2 separate regions of the Homo sapiens genome follow, and region 1 is linked to region 2. A link is an interaction called in ENCODE POLR2A ChIA-PET data of the cell type or tissue named here. Cell type or tissue: HepG2. All regions are shown on one strand. Links, peaks and the distances in the headings refer to the core of each region. The heading gives the core; the rest is flanking DNA.

Region 1 (12,935 bases), core at 4,886-12,885, 110 kb before region 2:
TTGCAGAGGAAATTTAATGTGATCTATGGCTTGAGAAACTGAACTGAAAAACAGGAAAGGCAGGCTGGGCGCAGTGGCTCACGCCTGTAATCCCAGCACTTTGGGAGGCCGAGGCAGGCAGATCACGAGGTCAGGAGTTTGAGACCAGCCTGACCAACATGGTGAAACTCTGTCCCTACTAAAAATACAAAAATTAGGTGGGTGTGGTGGCGCCTGCCTGTAATCTCAGCTACTCAGGAGGCTGAGGCAGGAGAATTGCTTGAACCTGGGAGGCGGAGGTTGCAGTGAGCCAAGATCGCGCCACTGCACTCCAGCCCAGGTGACAGTGTGAGACTCTGTCTCAAAAAAAAAGAAAAGCTGAAAAGGCTGGGAAGTTCTCAAAAAAGTGATTCTGACCCAGTGGTTGCAAATAAATGTTTTAATATTTCAAGAAGCCTCCCATCCCCAGCCCCAGAAATTGTACATTTGCCTGTGAAAGGTGGCAGAGGCTCACTGAAGTTGTATTTCTTTACTTCTGACTGGACTTGTTGGGTCGGGGTCACACTTGGGGCCCCAGGCTTCCCTGCAATGGTGGTCACTCACGTCCCTTCCCGTTCCCCTCTCTTCCCAGTTCTTGGTTCAGCTGATGGTGTTCCTGATCAGCTTCATAAGCTCCGTGTTCTGTGGCCACCTGGGCAAGCTGGAGCTGGATGCAGTCACGCTGGCAATCGCGGTACGTGTGGGCTTTCTGGCAGGTTTACCAACACTGTCTGTGTTTGCCTTCTGCTGCTACTATAACAAATCATCAAAATGTAGTGGCTGAAACCTACACAGACTTATTCTCTTACAGTGCTGGAGTGCAGAAGTCTGAAGTGGGTTTCATGGCCTAAAATCAAGGTGCTGCAACTTTAATTCCCCTTTGCTGTGTAACCTTGCAGATTCCTAGGTTCTGGGGATTGGGCTGGGGACATCTGGGGGGGCATTATCCTGTCTATCACATCTTCTCATTTATTTTATTTTATTTTATTTTGTTGTTTTTTTTTTTTTTGAGATGAAGTCTCGCGCTGTTACCCAGGCTGGAGTGCAATGGTGCGATCTCGGCTCACTGCAACCTCTGCCTCCCAGGTTCAAGCGATTCTCCTGCCTCAGACTCCTGAGTAGCTGGGGTTACAGGCGTGCGCCACCACACTTGGTTAATATTTGTATTTTTAGTAGAGATGGGGTTTCACCATGTTGCCCAGGCTGGTCTCAAAGTCCTGAGTTCAAGCAATCCACCTGCCTTGGCCTCCGAAAGTGCTGGGATTACAGGTATGAGCCACCGTGCCCAGCCTCACATCATCTTATTTCTTTTCTTTTTTTTTTTTTTCAGACGGAGTCTTGCTCCGTCACCCAGGCTGGAGTGCAGTGGTGTAATCTCGGCTCACTGCAACCTCCGATTCCTGGGTTCAAGCAATTCTCCTGTCTCAGCCTCCTGAGTAGCTGGTACTACAGGTGCCTGCCACCATGTCTGGCTAATTTTTGTATTTTTAGTAGAGACGGGGTTTCACCATGTTGGTCAGGCTGGTCTTGAACTCTTGACCTCAGGTGATCCACCCGCCTCGGCCTCCCAAAGTGCTGGGATTACAGGTGTGAGCCACTGCGCCCGGCCTACATCATCTTATTTCTAATCCATGGAACTCGTTCCCACTCTTGGTCCCACAGTTGGGGGAGGGGAACAGTAAAAGGGGAGTTCAGTCTGACTTCCTCAGAGGAACTGACTCCCCCCCATGCCCACTCCTCAGTTGTCTGTCTTACTGAGAGTCCTAATCTAGAAATGGGTCTGGAAGGTAAAAATCTAGATCTTTGTGTCCAAACTTAAAATTGGGAGGAACTGCAAATCCTCTCTGTATAATAGATGCAAACCCCCAAAACCAGAGACATGTCATCAATCTCAGCCAGGAATTGTCAGCTGGCCATGTAAGAACAAAGGGTTTGGTTTGTCTAGTTAGGTTGTTTCTAGAAAAGTGGATTCAGTGGCTCTCGGGCAGGTGTATGTTCCCCTTTCCTCCTGCCCTGACGGAGACACAATTTCACTTGATCTGCCTGGTCTCGCCAGGCATTTGAGTTTGCTATCCATGAACTACGCGAAACGCCTGGGAACTAGTCACCAAGTATATGTGGAGCTAGCTATGAGTATATATGGCTTATTTTATTTTATTTAATTATTTATTTTGAGATGGAGTCTCGCTCTGTCGCCCGGTCTGGAGTGCAGTGGTGCCATCTTGGCTCACTGCAAACTCCACCTCCCGGGTTCAAATGATTCTCCAGCCTCAGCCTGGGATTACAGGCACATGCCACCACACCCAGCTAATTTTTTGTATTTTTAGTAGAGATGGGGTTTCACCATGTTGGTCAGGTGGGTCTTGAACTCCTGACCTCGTGATCTGCCCTCCTCAGCTTCCTGAAGTGCTGGGATTACAGGCGTGAGCCACTGCACCCAGCATGGCTTATTTTATTTTGGCTTTAGCGGGCAACATGGACAATCCCAGGCTTAATTATCCATTTTGTTTTTAAGTATTGTATTTGCAATAGAGGAGAAGACAGAAATGCACTTAGCAAGCCTCAGCAGATTCTCTTTGGCCAAGGAATTACAGGATGTGGCCAAGGACTTATCAAAGTCAGTGCTTCCAGGCTGGGTGCAGTTTGGGCTGTTGTCCACAGGTTCCCTGCTGTAGAGTCAAGTGGAGGTACCAGGTTCCAGATGGGGAGCACATCAGACATCCTGTGATACCACTCCCTGGTTTGGGGGGCACTGCTCTAGGCTCCTCGAAACTTCAGGGTTTGCTGCTGACCCTGGTGAAGGCGAGCACACCTGGAAAGCCTCTGGCACTAGTCCGGACTTCAGACCGCCTCTGCACTCCCAGTGCCCCCCAGGGTACGGACGCAGGCCATGCTAGGTCTCCAGCAGGCGGACTTTTCTGTGTTACTGTGCCATTGCATTCCCGGAAGAAGTGTCCCTGATACCCGAAATTGGAGAGCAAAGTGACTTTTTAAAAGAGAAAGCCTGGGTAATCACCTCTAGCCTAGGCTTTTCCCCTTCCAAACTTGTACATGTCCTTACCCATCCAAGATCTTGTAACCGTAATAGGCTTGTCAACTTGCTTGTCACAAGTCAATAATCTGAGATGGCAGGTTGCAACAGTGAAAGAGGTTTAATTGTAAGGCCACTGAATGAGGACACCTCAAATCAGTCTCTCTGAGGAGTTTGGGGCAGGGTGTTTAAGGATTTTCGAATGGGCTGAAGTGTGATTGTTGATTGGTTGAAGAGTGCAGCATGAAGTCATGGGACAGGGAGATGAAGAAACTGTGTTCTCATGCTGATTCAGTTCCTCCTTGTGGGTCTGCAAACTGGTTGGTGTCAGATGTTTCACTGGAATTCAGGCTCTGCTTAATAAAAAATTTTTTTTTTTTTGAGATGGAGTCTTGTTCTGTTGCCCAGGCTGGAGTGCAGTGGCACGATCTCAGTTCACTGCAACTTCCGCTTCCCGGGTTCAAGTGATTCTCCTGCCTCAGCCTCCTGAGTAGCTGGGAATACAGGCGCCCGCCACTATGCTGGGCTAATTTTTGTATTTTAGTAGAGACTGGGTTTCACCATATTGGTCAGGCTGGTCTCAAACGCCTGACCTCGTGATCCGCCCACCTCGGCCTCCCAAAGTGCTGGGATTACAGGCGTGAGCCACTATGCTCGGCCAGAAATTTTTTTTTTTTGAGACAGGGTCTCACTCCATTGCCCAGGCTAGAGTGCAGTGGTGCAATCTCAGTTCACTGTAACCTCTGCTTCTTGGGATCAAGTGATCGTCCCACCTCAGCCTCTGGAAATAGCTGGGACTACAGGAGCATGCCACCATGCCTGCTAGTTTTTGTACTTTTGTAGGGACGAGTTTTCATCATGCTGCCTAGACTGGTCTCAAACTCCTGGGCTCAAACGATCCTCCCACCTTGGCTTCCCAAAGTGCTGGGATTACAGGCATAAACCACCACACCTGGCCAACAATTCTTAAACAATAGCCTTATCATTGTAACACCAGAAATCCCATCTGTAGGAACAGTGGGGATGTACATGGCCAGTGTCTGGTGCCACATGACTTTCAGTTATAAGGAAGTGGGTCAAAGTGCAGCCTGATTAATACTATAGTTCTAGGCCGCGCGCTGTGGCTCACACCTGTAATCCCAGCACTTTGGGAGGCGGAGGCGGGTGGATCACGAGGTCAAGAGATCAAACCATCCTGGCCAACATGGTGAAACCCCGTCTTTACTAAAAATACAAAAATTAGCCGGTCATGGTAGCGCACTCCTGTAGTCCCAGCTACTCGGGAGGCTGAAGCAGGAGAATCACTTGAACCCAGGAGGTGGAGGTTGCAGTGAGCCGAGATCGCGCCACTGCACTCCAGCCTGGGCAACAGAGCTAAACTCTGTCTCAAAAAATATATATATTATAGTTCTGTCCAGAATTCTTGTTAAACCTGTGAGAATGGCTTCAGTATGAGTGGGGTCCAGGCAGCTAACAAAGTTGGTAAAATTGACTTGTGAATGCTGAAGGAGGAGCTTTGCAGGCTCTTATCAATACACACAGGGATTTTGTCTTCCTTTCCTCCTTTAACTCTATAGGGCCTTATCTTTGGGTTTATTTGCAGGTTATCAATGTCACTGGTGTCTCAGTGGGATTCGGCTTATCTTCTGCCTGTGACACCCTCATCTCCCAGGTAAATGGAAGTGGTCACACGCTCACAGTGACCTCAAACATCTTTTCTCAAGTGTAGATGGAAGAGCTCCACTGGCAGGAAGAGTTCAGCAGCCAGCACTTGCAGCACCTATCAGCCAGCAACTCCTCTTCTCCTGGCCTGCTTTCTTTGAAATGTCACTAGGTTTCTTTCAGCCTTGTCAACTAGTTTTTGTCTGCACAACTGCCTTACCCTATATTTTGATCAAATAGGGGACATTTTGTAAAATTCCCTTCTATTGCTCCCCACGTTTGAATTTGGTATAGTTCTGTGGTTCTCAGAATTGAGCGTGCATTGATTGAGCTTGGAGAGCTTGTTAAAACCCAGCTTGCCTGGCCCCACCCAGTGGCAGGCTGGTAAATGTTCAGCAACCAGGCCTTGGGTGAAAGGGGAAGGAGGGAAACACATGACTGGCAGTGTTTGCCAGTTCCAGGGGCGTAAGTATTTCCTCTGGTTAATTTCAGATTACCAGAGATGTCACTGAACCTGGAGCTGGAAGAGATGTGCACGACTTGAAAAGATGTACAAAATTTGGCTTGTTTTGTTTGGAGACAGAGTCTTGCTCTATCGCCCAGGCTGGGCTGCAGTGGCACACCCACTGCTCACGGCAGCCTCGAACTCCTGAGCTCCAGCGATCCTCTTGCCTCAGCCTCTCAAGTACCTGGTATTACAGGCATGTGCCACTACACCCAGCTAATTTTTTGTAGAGATAGGGTTTTGCCATGTTGCACAGGCTGGTCTCGAACTCCTGGGCTCAAGCAATCCTCCTACCTCAGCCTCCCAACATGTTGGGATTATAGGCATGAGCCACAATGCCCAGCCTGGCTTTTTTTTTTTTTTTTTTGAGATGGACTCTGGCTCTGTCACCCAGGCTGGAGTGCAGTGGCACAATCTCGGCTCACTGCAAACTTTGCCTCCCTAAAAAAATTTTTTTCCAGTCTCTAAAAATAAATGAAGTGTGAATTTCAGATTGTTTACCTCTGCAAAAGAAATTGTTTTAAATATAATTTTTTTTTAAAAAAAGGTACGGATCTCTGAATCCTGCCCTGTGTGAATTAAGTCCAGAATATCATTAGTGAGAGTTTTGAAAATGTTCCCCTGGTGATGCTACTGGAAGCTGAGTTTGAGAAGCATCTTTCACACCATCCTTCTCCTACCTAAACACTGGGGCAAAGTGTCTAGGGCCATGGGCTTCTTTTTTTTTTTTTTTTTTTTTTTTGAGACAGAGTCTTGCTGTGTCCCCCAGGCTGGAGTGCAGTGGCGTGATCTCGGCTCACTGCAACCTCTGCCTCCCAGGTTCAAGCGATTCTCCTGCCTCAGCCTCCTGAGTAGCTGGGATTACAGGCGTGAGCCACCTTATCCAGCCAACCTGCTTCTTTGTGTGGCACAATTGAAGGCTTTTAGGGGACAGCTGGTGTGCTGGGTCTGTGCTAATGGGCTCATTTTGGCTGTGTGCACCCCAGACGTACGGGAGCCAGAACCTGAAGCACGTGGGCGTGATCCTGCAGCGGAGTGCGCTCGTCCTGCTCCTCTGCTGCTTCCCCTGCTGGGCGCTCTTTCTCAACACCCAGCACATCCTGCTGCTCTTCAGGCAGGACCCAGATGTGTCCAGGTAAGATGGAACCTGTCGCAGCGGGACTTGGCGTCCATCCCACGGAAAGATTATCCTGTCTGGGTGCAGCCAGGGCCAGGGACAAGGCTGCACACCAAGGTGGTGCTCATCTCTCCTTGGCTGACGTCTCCTAGGTCTTAGTACTTTCCACACCTGGCATCTGAGATGTACTCCCCCTCGCCTCCTGGGTGACTTGCATGGTTAAGAGTTTTAAATGAAAATAGATTTGCAAGCACCCTCCATGTGGGATGGTAGTTTGTGACGTTTGCTCAAAGTTTAGTTATTCTTGACCTTCGTTGATATTAAAATCACCTGGGTGCTTTCAAACCCACCTGTGCCCCTGCTCCCTACCACCCAAGATTTTTCTTTTTTTTTTTTTTTTTTGAGACCAAGTCTCACTCCGTCCCCCAGACTGGAATGCAGTGGTGCGATCTTGGCTCGCTGCAACCTCTGCCTCCTGGGTTCAAGCAATTCTCCTGCCTCAGGCTCCCGAGTAGCTGAGATTACAGGCACCTACTACCACGCCTGGCTAATTTTTGTACTTTTAGTAGAGACGGGGTTTCAATCATGTTGGCGAGGCTGGCCTCAAACTCCTGACCTCACGGGATCTGTCGCCTCGGCCTCCCAAAGTGCATGAGCCACCATGCCCGGCCAGGATTCTCTTTTAATTGGTCTGTGGTGAGGCCTGGGTATCGGTATCTTTCAAAGCACCCTAGGTGATTCTACTGTGCTGTCAAGTTTGAGACCCACTGATTTAATTGGGTAAGAGCTTTTAAAGCTCTTATCTAGACCAGCGGCTCTGAACCCAGGAGACGTTTGACAATGTCTGAAGACATTTCTGGTTATCACAGCTGGCAGTAGGAGGGTGCTCCTGGTAGAAGGCAGGAGGCTGTGGAACATCCTGCAGTGCTCGGGACAGCACCACACAACAGGTGGAGAATTACCTGGCCATAGTGCTGAGGTTGAAAAACCCTGTCCTAGACATAAAGATATAAAATAATCAAGAAAGGTTATCAGGGTTATAAGATGACAAGCTCTATATGTAAATTTTCACATTTGCTCCGCAGTTTTGTTTTTTTTTTTGAGATGGAGTCTCGCCCTGTTGCCCAGGCTGGAGTGCAATGGTGTGATCTCAGCTCACTGTAACCTCCGCCTCCTGGGTTCAAAAGATTCTCCTGCCGCAGCCTCCCAAGTGGCTGGGATTACAGGTGGCCGCCACCACACTTGGTTAATATTTGTATTTTTAGTAGAGACGGGGTTTTACTATGTTAGCCAGGCTGGTCTCGAACTCCTCAGCTCATGAACTGCTTGCCTCGGGATTACAGGCTGGGATTACAGGCGTGAGCCACCGCGCCCGGCCTGCTCCAGCAACTTAAGCCCATTAATCTGGAAACAGCCAAGAATGGAAAAGGCAGTTTTAGTTATTTTCTTCTGCCTAACTTTCCCTGGAAACAGAGGCCTCCATCACAGTTTTTGTTTTCTTTTTCTTTTCGTTATTTAGGCTTACCCAGACCTATGTCACGATCTTCATTCCAGCTCTTCCTGTAAGTGCTCAAGGGCTAAGAGATTCCCTTCTTGGGGTCCGTGGGTGAAAGGTAGCCACCATATCTGTGAGCTCAGTGTATTGGCTCAGTCTTAGATGATTCTTATCTGTGGTGTTGGTGCCTTCAAGGAAGCCTGTTTTTATTTATGCCTGTTAAGGACACAACAGATGTTCATCTCAAGGAACACCAAGATTGAGGCTACTCCAGGACGTCTGGAGTAGAGCTGGAGAGACCTCCAGAATCATCCATGGAGAAGAGTGCAAACTTTTATTGTAAACAAGGGCAAAGTCTCACCCATCTCAGAACCCCTGAGGGTGTCACTTAGAACCTTTAGACTTTTTTTTGGTCTGCTGCGTTTGACCACACAGAACCTTAAGCATGGGTTAATGTTTGACACAGCAGTGTGTGGCCAATGAACAATGAGAGCTAAGTGGTTTTTTTGTTTGTTTGTTTGGTGTTTTTGAGACAGGGTCTCATTCCATCACCCAGGCTGAAGTACAGTGGGATCGTCATAGCTCACTGCAGCCTTGACCTCCTGGGCTCAAGCCATCATCCTGCCTCAGCCTCCTGAGTTGCTGGAACTACAGGCACATGCCACCACACTTGGCTAATTTTTTAGTTTTGTAGAGACAGGGTCTTGCTAATTTTTTTTTTCTAAGATAGGGTGTCACTCTGTCACCCAGGCTGAAGTGCAGTGGCACAGTCCTCACTCATTGCAACCTCTGCCTCCCTGGCTCAAGTGATCCTCCCACCTCAGCCTCCTGATTAGCCGATACTACAGGTGCACACCACCACGCCCAGCTAATTTTTGTATTTTTTGTAGAGATAGCATTTTACCATGTTTCCCAGGCTGGTCTCAAACTCCTGCGTTCAAGCAATCCATCTGCTTTGGCCTCCCGAAGTGTTGGGTTGCATGTGTGAGCCACCACACCTGGCCTGAGAGCTAAGTGTTTGTTATTCAGCTGGAGGCTGTAGCTGAATTAGTCTGCAGGGGCTTCCGTAATATAATACCACACACTAGGGAGCTTAAACAACAGAAGTTTATTTTCTTACAGTTCAGGAAGCTGGAAGTCCAAGGTCAAGGTGCAGCAGGGTTGGTGTCCTCTGCGGCCTCTCTCCTTGGCCTGTGGACGGCCACCCTCTGCAGGTTGTCCCCTGTGCATTCATCCCCCGGTATCCCCTGTCTTCTTATGAGGACACGAGTCCTATTGGATTAGGGCCCCACCCTAATGACCTCATTTTAATTTAATCTCCCCTTGAGGACCTCCAAATAGTCACACTGGGGACTAGGGCTTCAACATACGGATCTAGGGACACCATTTGCCCTCAGAATTGGCAGTGTGCTCGCTTACTTATCCTGAAACCTTGTAAATGTGACAGTCTTTCATGATTCCACCACATAGGACCAGTCTATATGGAGGTGCCCATCTGGAGTGTGCCTGGGGCCTCCTTTCCATGCCAGTGTCCCCAGAAGAGTCCTGGCCATTCACCCAGGGAAACTCCACCTCCTTTTGCCAGATGGAGGGAATATGCTTGGGGCATATGCACCCATAAAGAAGATGTGGGAAGCCCCTGGGCCATAACACCCTGGCCCCAGCCCTGTCCTGAGACGACAGCCTCTGTGGCTCCGTGCGGGAGCAGAGGGCAGCCGAACCTTGGCTGTGGCTCCTAGCTCCCTGCCGTGTGACCTCACTTCTGTGTGGCAAGGCTGAAACATTAACATTCATCTCTCTTGTTCTCTTGTAGGCAACCTTTCTTTATATGTTACAAGTTAAATATTTGCTCAACCAGGTAATACTGACTGTTCTCTTCCTTTGGGAGGCTAATGGGAGTTTGTACCTTTCTGGGAATGGGGGCCCTGAAGATACTCCAGGACCAGGGACCCCAGGGTGGAGGGAGCTCACTGCTGGGAGCCACTGAAAGATATTTTTTCAGTGTTGTGCACACAGAACTTGGATGTCAAGAGGTTTGTTAAGTGATGTCAAGGAAAGAACATATTATATTTGGCTCTGGAAAACTCTTATCCAATTCCCACTTGGAAATATTGTCATTGGCAGGGTGGGCTCAGAGCCGCAGTGTTCCTTGGCTCTGCATTTTAACCAGCGTCCTGGAAAGAAGGGTGCATGCCCATTTGCTCCTAAGACAGAGCGCAGGCTGGGGGCAGCTCGTCTGGCAGAGAGGGAACCAAACTGTCTGCTCTGTTCTGTCGGAATGGCCCCACTTTTCTCATTGAGGATGTAAGAGCTCAAACTCTAATGACACCTAACGTCAGCCAGAACTCCTCCTCTGTGATTAAACAGTCAGGGCCAAAGGCCATGGCTTGGTAGGGGTGGATTTATGAAATCAGCATATGTGGGACTCTCTACATTCTTCCAGATAAGTCCAGGTAAACAGGGGTACTCGGCAATGGATCCCGGCCACACTGGCGGGCTCTCCAGGCATGTGCAACAGGAAGGGCCAGGAGGGGAGGAGGAAGAAAGGAAGTTTCCCACCTATGCAGTGTTCTTAAAGTTAAGATATTCCTCTATTAGAACAAAATTTTTAAAGTAGATATGGGGTCTTGCTATGTTGCCCAGGCTGGTTTCAAACTTCTGGCCTCAAGCAATCCTCCTGCCTCAGTCTCCAAAAGTGCTGGACTTACAGGTGTGAGCCACTGCATCCGGCCAGGATATTACTCTATCAACAAAACAAGAATATTTAGAATCCCGATTAGCATAGAATGACATATCAGAAATAGGTGTAGACTAGAGAGAAGGAAACCCACACATTTCATCCGGCTTTGGGCTGTCTCCTTTTGATCTAGACCCTTGCTAAGGCAGCATGGATGCCTTAGCACCCTGCAAGGCCTTCTCCTGGACTCAGTCCCCCAACCACTGTGGTGGCCCTAACCTCAGGGTCTGATGTGACCTGCTGAGGACAATGAGTGTGAAAGTCTTCTTTCCTGTTCTCTGGGGCACAGGGAAAGGCATGGAAGTAGGAGCCACGAGCTGAGAGGGGTTGGGAGCTTTGAACTTGGTTACAGAGGACACGTGGAGTTTCCAAGGTTGGGAAGGAAGGCAGGGGATCCTAGACAGAGGTGCAGCAGAGCCTGTTCCTAGGGGCTGGGGCCCGCAGAGTCTCTTTACGCCACTGCGGTGGGAGGGGATGCAGTGAGATGATGGCATCGAGAGGCGGGCTGGCCCAGGGTCAGCGTGCGCAGGGCCTTGTGTTCTCTGCTGGGGCATTTAGTTTTGGGAAATTAACTAATTGGGAGAGGAAGAGGGGAGAGTTATGGACATGATCCAAACAAATAATGGTGAAGGTCTGTGATGAAGAGTTTGCGTTGTGGGAGCAGTGGGAGATACGATGATGGGTGGGTTCTGTAGAAATGGCAGGGGTTGTTGGGCCCCCAGGGTGGAAGGAGTTTCTGTCCTGGGGCCCTTCCCTAGGAAGACAGGGCAACCATTAGCTGAGTGTAGAACCAAAGAGAAGCAGCTGGGAGTTTGGAGAAAGTGAATGCCCTCGGAGAGGGTGGAGGGTGGGAACAGAGCCAGATGGTATCGGGGGAAGGGAGACTTTCAAGTAGGAGAGTCAAGAGGGCTTTGGAGGAGAAGGTGACTCCACTGGACATGGAGACGCATGCGTGTTGCAGGCTTGGCCACCTCTTCTCGTTCTCCCACGAGCCTGCTCCTCTGCCTTCCATTCCATCGCAATGGGTGGAATTCCGTGGCCTCAGCCATTTTTGCTCCCAGTAACCTGTCCTTTTTGTCCCTGTCACATCCTCGACTCCATCTTTCCTTCCCTCCCACATCTGGTCAGTCACCTGGTCCTATAGCTTCTGCCTCCTCCCAATCCTCCATGCCACCACCTGAATTCATTTCTTTCTTCCTTTTTTTTTTTTTTTTTTGAGATGGAGTCTCTGTTGCCCAGGCTAGAGTGCAGTGACGTGACCTCGGCTCACTGCAACCTCCACCTCCGAGGTTCAAGCGATTCTCCTGCCTCAGCCTCCCAAGTAGCTGGGACTACAGGCGCGTGCCACCACGCCCAGCTAGTTTTTGTATTTTTAGTAGAGATGGGGTTTTACCATGTTGGCCAGGCTAGTCTCAAACTCCTGACCTCAGGTGATCCACTCGCCTTGGCCTCCCAAAGTGCTGGGATTACAGGCGTGACCCACCGTGCCCAGCCCTGAATTCATTTCTTGCCATTTGTCCTCTGTGTCATTTCAGAGGACCTTAACCTGTCTCCATCCACTGCCATCTGCCTGAAAAGTAAATCTGATCACTAATTCCCTTGCTACAAACTAACCAGGGCCTCCCCATAAATATGTGGCCTACACAAGTTGTCGGCCAAGACCATTGTCCTGGCCCCATCAGCCTGAGACCACCAGAGACAGGACTGTAGGCCAGTGGGTTTGCAGTTGTGTTTATTGGCCTGTCGCAGTGAGAGAGACTAGAGAGGCTGTGGGATGCCTCAGCAAAGGAAGAAGAGTTATTATAAAGGTTTGAAGAAGGGTGGGGTTCAGGTGACATTTAAGCGAAATCATGGTTTGATAGGCGCTGAGCAGATCTGTGAGTGAGGGGCCCAACATCAGGCCTGGGCTGTGACGTGGACCTGGTGCTCCTCCTTTGGAAACTCAAGGCTAAGAAGGATGTTGAGGGTGGACAGATGTAAAATGCCACATCCAGGAGCTCCCACGAAGCTCTGTGCCTGGGTTGGAAATTGAGGCTACTTTTTTGTGTTAACATGATTTTGAGCCTCCACGCGAGAGTGGGGTGTTTTCTTTTTACTGAAATGATTTCAAACAGCAATGTTTCTGAACAGTCTGATTTTAGACAACAAAGTTTCTCAGTGAGTCAGAAAGCACTCGTCATTCCACTAGGGGAGTAATGACACTTTATGGGGACAGCGTGACCTTGGGAGAAAGGAGGTTTCCTTTTACGTTTGCACTGACTTTATCTGCGTCTGCTATTCTATCCGGATGCGGGGCAGGACAGAGTTTTACTTCCTTGGTCTGATGTAATTTTACTTTCACCCCTGTCTTACTTTGAGACACCAAACAGT
Region 2 (8,192 bases), core at 193-8,192:
CTGGCCAGTGATCTGTGAAGTACATAATCCAAAGTATTGTGTGTGCCTAATAAAATCTTTAAATGCCCATTTGAGAGGGTATTATGCTGATATCTTAACTGAGATCCTTTGTGGGCAAAACAAGTGTTCCTCATTTTTTAACTGTGAATAACATCTTGCATCTGAAAATTAGAAAATAAGAGGTTTCAGGTTCTCTCTGCTAAATCCGGTTTAGCTACTAAGAAGTGCCAAATCATAGAACTGACTCTGTGCTCTGGGTGGTGTGGCTTTCTCTGCCCTTCAGAGATTCCAGGTCAGGGTTCCAGGTTGGCTTCCTAAGTAGAAATCCATTTGTCAAAACCAGACACCCTCAGTTAGTGAATGTTTAGGGCATGGGTTTCTGCCCATGCATAGGAAAGGTCTTCCCAAGTGGGGCAGGGCTCCACAAAGAGGAGGATGGCCTTGGAGGCTGGCTGACATCCTGCTTTATACCTGAACATCTTGCAGGCAGAGCCAAAAGCCACAACCAGGAGAGTCTGTACCGAACTCTGGTCATCCAGGACTTTCCTTTGGCTGGACTGGAAGAGGGGAAAGGACATTGGGAGGCTGTTTCTCCTCTTTTCCTGCAGCAGGCAATGGCTTCACTGTTTACCAAGTACTGTTTGCCGTGAGCTGGCCTGAGAACTTCCCTGCTATGTAAAATATTCCACCTCATTTGGAAAATACTTTCTAAGTTCCAAACAACTGATTTAGAAATGAGTTTTTAACTTTTTTATAAAAATTGCCAGATAAATATATGAATCTATTTTAGTTGCAAGACATTCAAACAACACAATGTAACAAATGAATATTTGACTGAATTACTGAATTATATAGCTGTTCTGGATGTTTTCCCCTCAGACGCATAACCTGGGGAAAATACATGAATTGTGGCCAAACCTGCATTGCACCCGACTATATTCTCTGTGAAGCATCCCTCCAAAATCAAATTGTATGGAAGATTAAGGAAACAGTGAAGGTTTGTATTAAAAACATCTGATTCCACTGATTTTAATAAGATAAGGAGTCAAATTAACTATTCGCAGGCAGCATCCCCATTTGTTTCTCCCTTCAGGAAAATTTCAAAATCATATGTGACTCAGTGAACTTATTGACTAATATGAAAATGCTATGTGTACCATAGAATATATGCTGGGAGCAAGGTTGCATTGGTGTTAAATCTACTTAAACTGTCTAGTTGATTTGTTGATGATTAGTTGTGGCATATACTTTTTTTAAAAAAGTTAAATAATCGTGTGTCCGTGGTTTTGAGGGAATGTTGCCAACCCTTTAGGTATAATCAGAGAGACTCTTTGGCATATTGGCCATTGCTGCTGAAGGTTATCAGTTTTTGTGTATGTAGAGGGCCTAGGGTGGCCAGTAGTTTGGAGGAGTGACTTAATTAAATAACTACTTACAGTATACCCTTTATATAATTAACAATCTTTCAGCGTGTTTAAAGTAAATATTTGCAGTGAGGGAACCAAGGAAGACTGCATGTAGAGTCCTAAGCCAAGACTTGAAGAAATATAGGATTTAAGTTGGTAGAAAGGAATGGGGGCTGGGCACGGTGGCTTATGCCTGTAATCCCAGCACTTTGGGGGGCCTAGGGGGGCAGATCACTTGAGGTCAGAAGTTCAAGACCAGCCTGGCCAATATGGTGAAACCCTGTCTCTACTAAAAATACAAAAAAATCAGCCGGGGATGGTGGTGCATGTCTGTAATTCCAGCTACTCAGGAGGCTAAGGCACGAGATTTGCTTGAACCCTGGCAAGAATCGCTTGAACCCGGGAGGCAAAGGTTGCAGTGAGCCAAGATCACGCCACTGCACTCCAGCCTGGGCGACAGAGCAAGACTCTGTCTTTAAAAAAAAAAAAAAAAAGAAGAATGGGATGACCAAATGACCAGTGTGACTGAGTTCAGCAGTGGGTGAGGATCATTAACCCCTCAGATGAAAGAAATTATTGGAGCAGTCACTGTTTACTCGACAGATGTTAATTGAGCACTAAAAGGAAGGATCAAAAACACCAAAGAGTAATGCATGTGATCTGAAAATGAAAATTGTTGGCCAGACATGGTGGCTCACGCCTGTAATCCCAGCACTTTGGGAGGCCAAGACAGGTTGATCACTTGAGGTGAGGAGTTAGAGACCAGTTTGGCCAACATGGCAAAACCCATCTCTACTAAAATTACAAAAATTAGCCGGGCATGGTGGCACGCACCTATAATTCTAGCTACTTGGGAGGCTGAGGCACAAGAATTGCTTGAACCCGGGAGGTGGAGCTTGCAGTGAGCCAAGATCATGCTACTGCACTCCAGCCTGGGTAACGGAATGAGATTTTATCTCAAAAGAAAAAAAGATATGAAAATTGTCGCCGTTGTGGTGGTTCACTCCTGTAATCCGAGCACTTTGGGAGGCTAAGGTGGGAAGATCGCTTGAGCCCAGGAGTTCAAAACCAGCCTGGTCAACATAATGAGACCCTGTGTCTACAAAAGAAAAAAAGGTTAGCTGGGTATGGTGGCACATGCCTGTAGTCCCAGCTACTCAGGAGGCTGAAGCCAGAAGGATCACTTGAGCCCAGGAGTTCAAGGCTGCAATGAGCCATTATTGCATCACTGTGCTCCAGCCTGAGTGACAGCATAAGACTCTGTCTCAAAAAAACAAAAAAAGAGAAAATTGGCTGGGCACAGTGGCTCACTCCTGTAATCCCAGCACTTTGGAAGGCCAAGGCAGACAGATCACTTGAGGCCAGGAATTCAAGACCAGCTGGGCAACGTAGCAAAATCTTGTCGCTACAAGAAATACAAAAATTCAGGTGTACCGGCGTGTACGTGTGGTCCCAGCTACTTGGCAGGCTGAGGTAGGAGGATCGCTTGATCCTCCTGGGAGGCGGAGGCTGCAGTGAGCCAAGAATGTGCCACTGGACTCCAGCCTGGGTGACAGAGTGAGACCCTGTCTCAAAAAAAAAAAAAAAAGAGAAAATTATGTACCAGGAAGTTCAGGACAATAGTTCACTATGTGTTCCAGGCAGAGTAACTTGGGGGATGAGGTGCTAGGGTCTTGACATGGAAATTGGACTATCATTTTTAGTCATAGGACTAAAAATGGATCCAGATGAGCACATGAAGGGAGAGTTGCCCAGATTCAGGGTATGTGGGAAGAGAGAGTGGTTAAAGATACTTGTGAGATTGAAAATATTTGGGAATTGGAGAATGCTTAGTTGAGTGTGGTGATGAATTCAATTTCAAAGGAATAAGGGCCTCTGCCTCCCTTTGAGGCATTTATACTCTTAACACAGTGGTTCTCAAGCTACATGTTACCCTAGTGAGCCATTTAAAAACAAGTTTGCAAGCCTTACCCTCCAAAGATTCAGCTCGTCTGAGGCCTCCAGGTGATTCTATGATGCATTCAGCATTGAAAACTACTGTTGGTGACTCTCGAGTCAGAGCCCAGGCACATGCATTTTAGCAAGCTGCACCAGTGATTCCGACCACCCAGACTTGAGAATTGCTCTTGGTAGAGGTTGGATGAACAATGTTCATTTTGATTTGGGATGAAATTGGGAACTCTCACAAGGCTTTGAAGTGATGCAGCAATTCAGTAATTTTGTTTGTTTTACTAAGTAAATATTGATTGTATGATTATTGACGTTCTTTTACCTTGGTAATTTACCAAAGCTGTATTTTGATCCTTCGGGTGGTTTCACCATCATGTGTAAGTGGTGGAAATACCAGTTCAAAGAAGACCAAAACAACAAAGTGGAGCAAAGATTGGCAAATGGTTTCTGTAAAGGGCTAGATGGTAAATATTTCAGGCTTTGCAGATGTTAGGGTCTCTGCTGTAACTACCGAACTTACTGTAGGGGGAAAGCAGGCACAGCCAATGTGCTAACAAATAGGCAACTCTGATGCAGAGCAAGACTTCTTTCCCCAGCCTGCTCCCACTGTCAGCCCCAGGAGGTGAAGGCCTGTGGGTGGACTCTAAGAGATCCATAAGAACCTTTGGAACTATGGACAATGACAGATCTCTGTGTGTGTGCATGCTTTATTTTCTGGTCCTCGACCTGCCAAAAAGCTGAAACTTGCTACTATCATACTACTGTTAAATTACTTGAGGGGTGGGGTGTTAGATTCTGTGAGGATATAAAACCAGATTGATTTTGGGGCATGGCTGGATTTTGTACTTACTGAAATTGAATTGTGGGTCTTTGTGACATTTATATACTCCTGTTGTTTTAAATAGGAATTTTATGGAGAAAATATAAAAGAGTCTCCTGATTATGAAAGGATCATCAATCTTCGTCATTTTAAGAGGATACTAAGTTTGCTTGAAGGACAAAAGATAGCTTTTGGTGGGGAGACTGATGAGGCCACACGCTACATAGGTAATGGAAATTCTCCTTTTCCTATGGGAAGATGGCAATTTGGCAGTTTTTGCTGACACTACTTATTAACACTAGATAAACTATTAAATATATAGCATTTAATTGTTAAAGTACTAAATCCTGCTTTCTGGTATACTGTACCTGTAGCTTTTGTTATAAACTATTTAAAATGTCTGTGTTTCTGTGTATTGAATGATGCCACCAGCGTTGCTCCAGTTGTTCATATTTACACATAACTCCTTTTTTCCTCCTAACAATCCTGAGAAGCAGAATAGAACTTGATGTAATTATCTGTAGTTTGTGGATGGGAAAACAGCACAAAGAAGGAAATAGCTTGGCCACTATTCCACAATTAACCAGTGACGGTACCATTCCAGAAATAATGTTTTGGTCCATCATGCTTGACCTTATTATTTGTGTACCTTCTTTGTGCTTTTTCTTCTTTGCCTTGAATATGTATTACTTTGAATGTTAAGCACATTTTTCTACAGTAACATATAAGGTGACAGAAAAATTAGACACATTTTGCTGGCAAAGAAGCTGCACCACCTAGCTTTACTTATCCCCTTTATCAGATAAGATGCTATAAGTCACCAAAAAAAAAAAAATCAACTTTAAAAAAAAAAACTTAAAAATGAAATAATAAGCAGAATTGATTCTCTTATAATTAGCAGTCCCGAGGTTCTCCTGAGCTAGATAATTCAGTGGCCCCGTGGTACCATCAAAAAACCCTGATTCTTTGTACTAGGATGCAAAAGAAAACAATCCTTGTGCCTTCTATCTCTCTTGGTGGCAGCCCAGATTGAATTGGGGAATACATCTGTAGAAAAAAGAGAAAACAGACTCTACTTGTTTCACCTCTCTGTTCTCCCATCCTCAGCATGTCCACATTGCCTATTTCTAGGCTAATGAATGGTAAGAGGAAGGGGCTATCCTGATTAGCTTATAGACTAATTAGGACTTTCCCCTGACTTCGAGCTGGGATCATCTTACCTGAGCATGGCTATGCAGAGGAAGTAGACACTCAGCCCAAATTGTTTCTCTGACCTGAGGAAGATGTGGGCAATGGATTTGGAGTGGCAGTTTATATACCCCCTGGAAGTGGTGCTGCAAGAAGCTGTCCCCAGCCACATTGCCAAGATAACCTATTAGAAACTGGGGGTAAAGGAAAAGTGCCAACTTGTTATTGTCAGATGACTTCTCTTTTGGTTGACGAGCCAGTTTCTTACTTACAGCATCTTTTGGAGTACTGCTAGTTGGTGACTTACATTGGCAGCAGATGCTGGGACACTTTGTCTAGCCTCCCCAGCATCTGTTTCACCCTCCTTTCTTGTGCCTCTTCCCCATGGTAGATGGAACAGTGGACTAAGGTTTAGGGAATTTTGACCATTTAAGTCTGTTTTCTTAATCTGTCTAACAGAGTTATAATAAAGGTTAATGAGATCATATATATGAAAGCACTCGAGTTAAGAAAAATAGTATTGATTTGATTCACAGAGGAGCTGTCTTTGCTCCTAGAAAGACCTGTCCATTCGAGACCAGCCTGACCCAACATGGAGAAACCTCATCTCTACTAAAAATACAAAACTAGCCGGGCGTGGTGGTGCATGCCTGTAATCCCAGCTACTCGGGAGGCTGAGACAGGAGAATCACTTGAACTCCAGAGGCGGAGGTTGCAGTGAGCCGAGATGGCACCATTGCACTCCAGCCTGGGCAACAAGGGCGAAACTCCATCTCAAAAAAAAAACCTGTCCACAGAAAAATGTTAAGTATAATCTACAGTTAAATACATGCATGGCTGTGAACAGGGTTCAATGTGAAAAAGATATATTTGAGTGTGTATCGTTCCCTTGGTTTGCACAAGTATCCGCAGGGTTGTGATTCACAGGCTTTGGAGACATTGAGTATGTGCACAGTTCATCCACGTGCTCAGGATTTTTCAATAGATATGACTTGGGTGGGAGAGGGAAAGGCATGGATAAGTGACCCAATGAAAGAGATGTAATATGAGAGTTGTGCATTTTTGTCTAATAAGCATTTTCATTTTGTTTATTTTCTTTTTAGCCCCAACAGTACTTACCGATGTTGATCCTAAAACCAAGGTGATGCAAGAAGAAATTTTTGGACCAATTCTTCCAATAGTGCCTGTGAAAAATGTAGATGAGGCCATAAATTTCATAAATGAACGTGAAAAGCCTCTGGCTCTTTATGTATTTTCGCATAACCATAAGGTAAGCTTTAGAGAGAACAGCTAGTTAGCATAAGCAACTGTCAAGAGTCATGTTCCTTCTTTGCTGTAAAACAATGCAAAAAACAATGTGAAACAATGATGGTTTCTTTTGTGTCATGTCAGAGTCCATCCACTAAGTGAGGTTGTGTTCCGAGGTTGCTGTCTTGGTTAATGAGACTCTGGGGTTATCACAGCATCCATTCCCCTCCTCCCTCGGGTTAGATCTGAGTCTGCAGGGTTGAGTGTCACAAGGTTTTTGATTCACAAACATCTCCTGTATAATTGGAAGACTTATATGTGCCAGCATTAAATGCTTTTCTGATGTTAATCCACAGGGCATTGCTGAATAACAGCCTGCACAAAATGGCATTCACACCCACTGTGTGGGACAAAGACCCCGACACTGTCACATAAATGGTTGTGATATGATGGATTTTAGTTTCTAACATGACGCTAGCTTCTTGTTAGAGTGGTGGAACTGCATCACCTGGTTGAGCAGTTCTGCCACTTTCTGCATGGCTCACTCATTCATGTCACTAGGTGACCAGCCGCTACTAAGAGACCATGGCCCAAATGTTTTCTGGAGAGCTTCTGATGGTAATGTATAGATAGTCATGTGACAGCTTTTGGAGCTTGTGAGACTATTGAGATACAGATAGCTACAGGTATTTGAAGTGAGACCAAATGTGTGGGGCTCAGTAAAGACTGGGTTATTAACAAAACAATGGTTTGACATTTAAAACCATGGATAATGTGGGCAGGAAGGAACCCTGAAGCCGAAAGTAGGCTGGCCAGGGTATAAGTCAGGTGTGGAGCACTTCCCAGCAGTGGGTCACCCGAGGTCACTATAGTCCAGACTTGACGTTTGCCATGAACAATTGTCAAGGGCTTGCTGGCACCCAAGGGTAAATGACGTTTACTAGTCAAGTGTTCTTGTGCTTTTCTGAGCCTTAGGCCAAACAACCATTTATTTCTTAAAAAATAGGATGCTAAATCTAAAGTCTTAAATATTTTTACATTTCATAAAGACTAAATAATACCTATTAATCATGTGTTATAATTTAAAGCAGAGATAAGAAAGAAATAATAACAGTTTTTAAAGCTGGAATATAGTCTAAGCTGTCCCCTTTTAAAGAGTCTTTTGCTGCTGTGTTGGGGAGTACAACTCCAGGTTGTGGCTGAGTAGGCCCAGAGGTTTGGAGCTGCCTCCTTTTGTGCACTAGATGTGTGTCTGAGAAGTTGGGTATCAGTCACTTTGCTAAATTAACCAGTTGAGATTGTTTGTCTATCTGGCATGGTGTCCCCAAACTCGAGAATTTTCACTGACACAAAGCCAGAATGTGCATGCTTTGAGCACATAACTGAGCACACAGCCCTCTGTGTGGTGGGGCCATGAGTGTTCCCTAAGGGGCAACTTCACTGACCTGGACACCTTTGGTCTGTCCTCAGCTCATCAAACGGATGATTGATGAGACATCCAGTGGAGGTGTCACAGGCAATGACGTCATTATGCACTTCACGCTCAACTCTTTCCCATTTGGAGGAGTGGGTGAGTCTTA

What was found. ChIA-PET counts read pairs that join two places held together with the same protein. Peaks named below come from ENCODE experiments on the same cell type or tissue, not always from the same donor. Only the 100,000 strongest peaks of a DNase experiment are listed, where the experiment ranks them.
Region 1: POLR2A ChIA-PET joins it to region 2 with 12 read pairs; 3 of 35 experiments call an interaction of 5 or more read pairs at or near these places.

What each region holds. Positions count from the first base shown.
Region 1 is chr17:19,541,783-19,554,717 of GRCh38, forward strand. SLC47A1 (solute carrier family 47 member 1) reads left to right here. Exons shown (of 17, transcript NM_018242.3): 2 at 611-712; 3 at 4,653-4,721; 4 at 6,203-6,351; 5 at 7,853-7,895; 6 at 9,642-9,686. Among named protein-coding and RNA genes, the nearest start is that of SNORA59B, 9.3 kb to the right of the region's middle. RefSeq lists enhancers at 10,545-11,045, 11,046-11,546. In HepG2, for the core only: a CTCF peak has its summit at 5,092 (motif pointing left); DNase peaks (open chromatin) are centred at 8,309, 9,619, 10,199 and 12,781.
Region 2 is chr17:19,656,866-19,665,057 of GRCh38, forward strand. ALDH3A2 (aldehyde dehydrogenase 3 family member A2) reads left to right here. Exons shown (of 10, transcript NM_000382.3): 5 at 880-997; 6 at 4,262-4,403; 7 at 6,468-6,634; 8 at 8,083-8,182. It also overlaps the pseudogene LOC124900397. Among named protein-coding and RNA genes, the nearest start is that of ALDH3A2, 12 kb to the left of the region's middle. RefSeq lists an enhancer at 7,083-7,584. In HepG2, for the core only: no CTCF peak of the experiment used is centred there; DNase peaks (open chromatin) are centred at 596, 2,596, 3,026 and 3,686.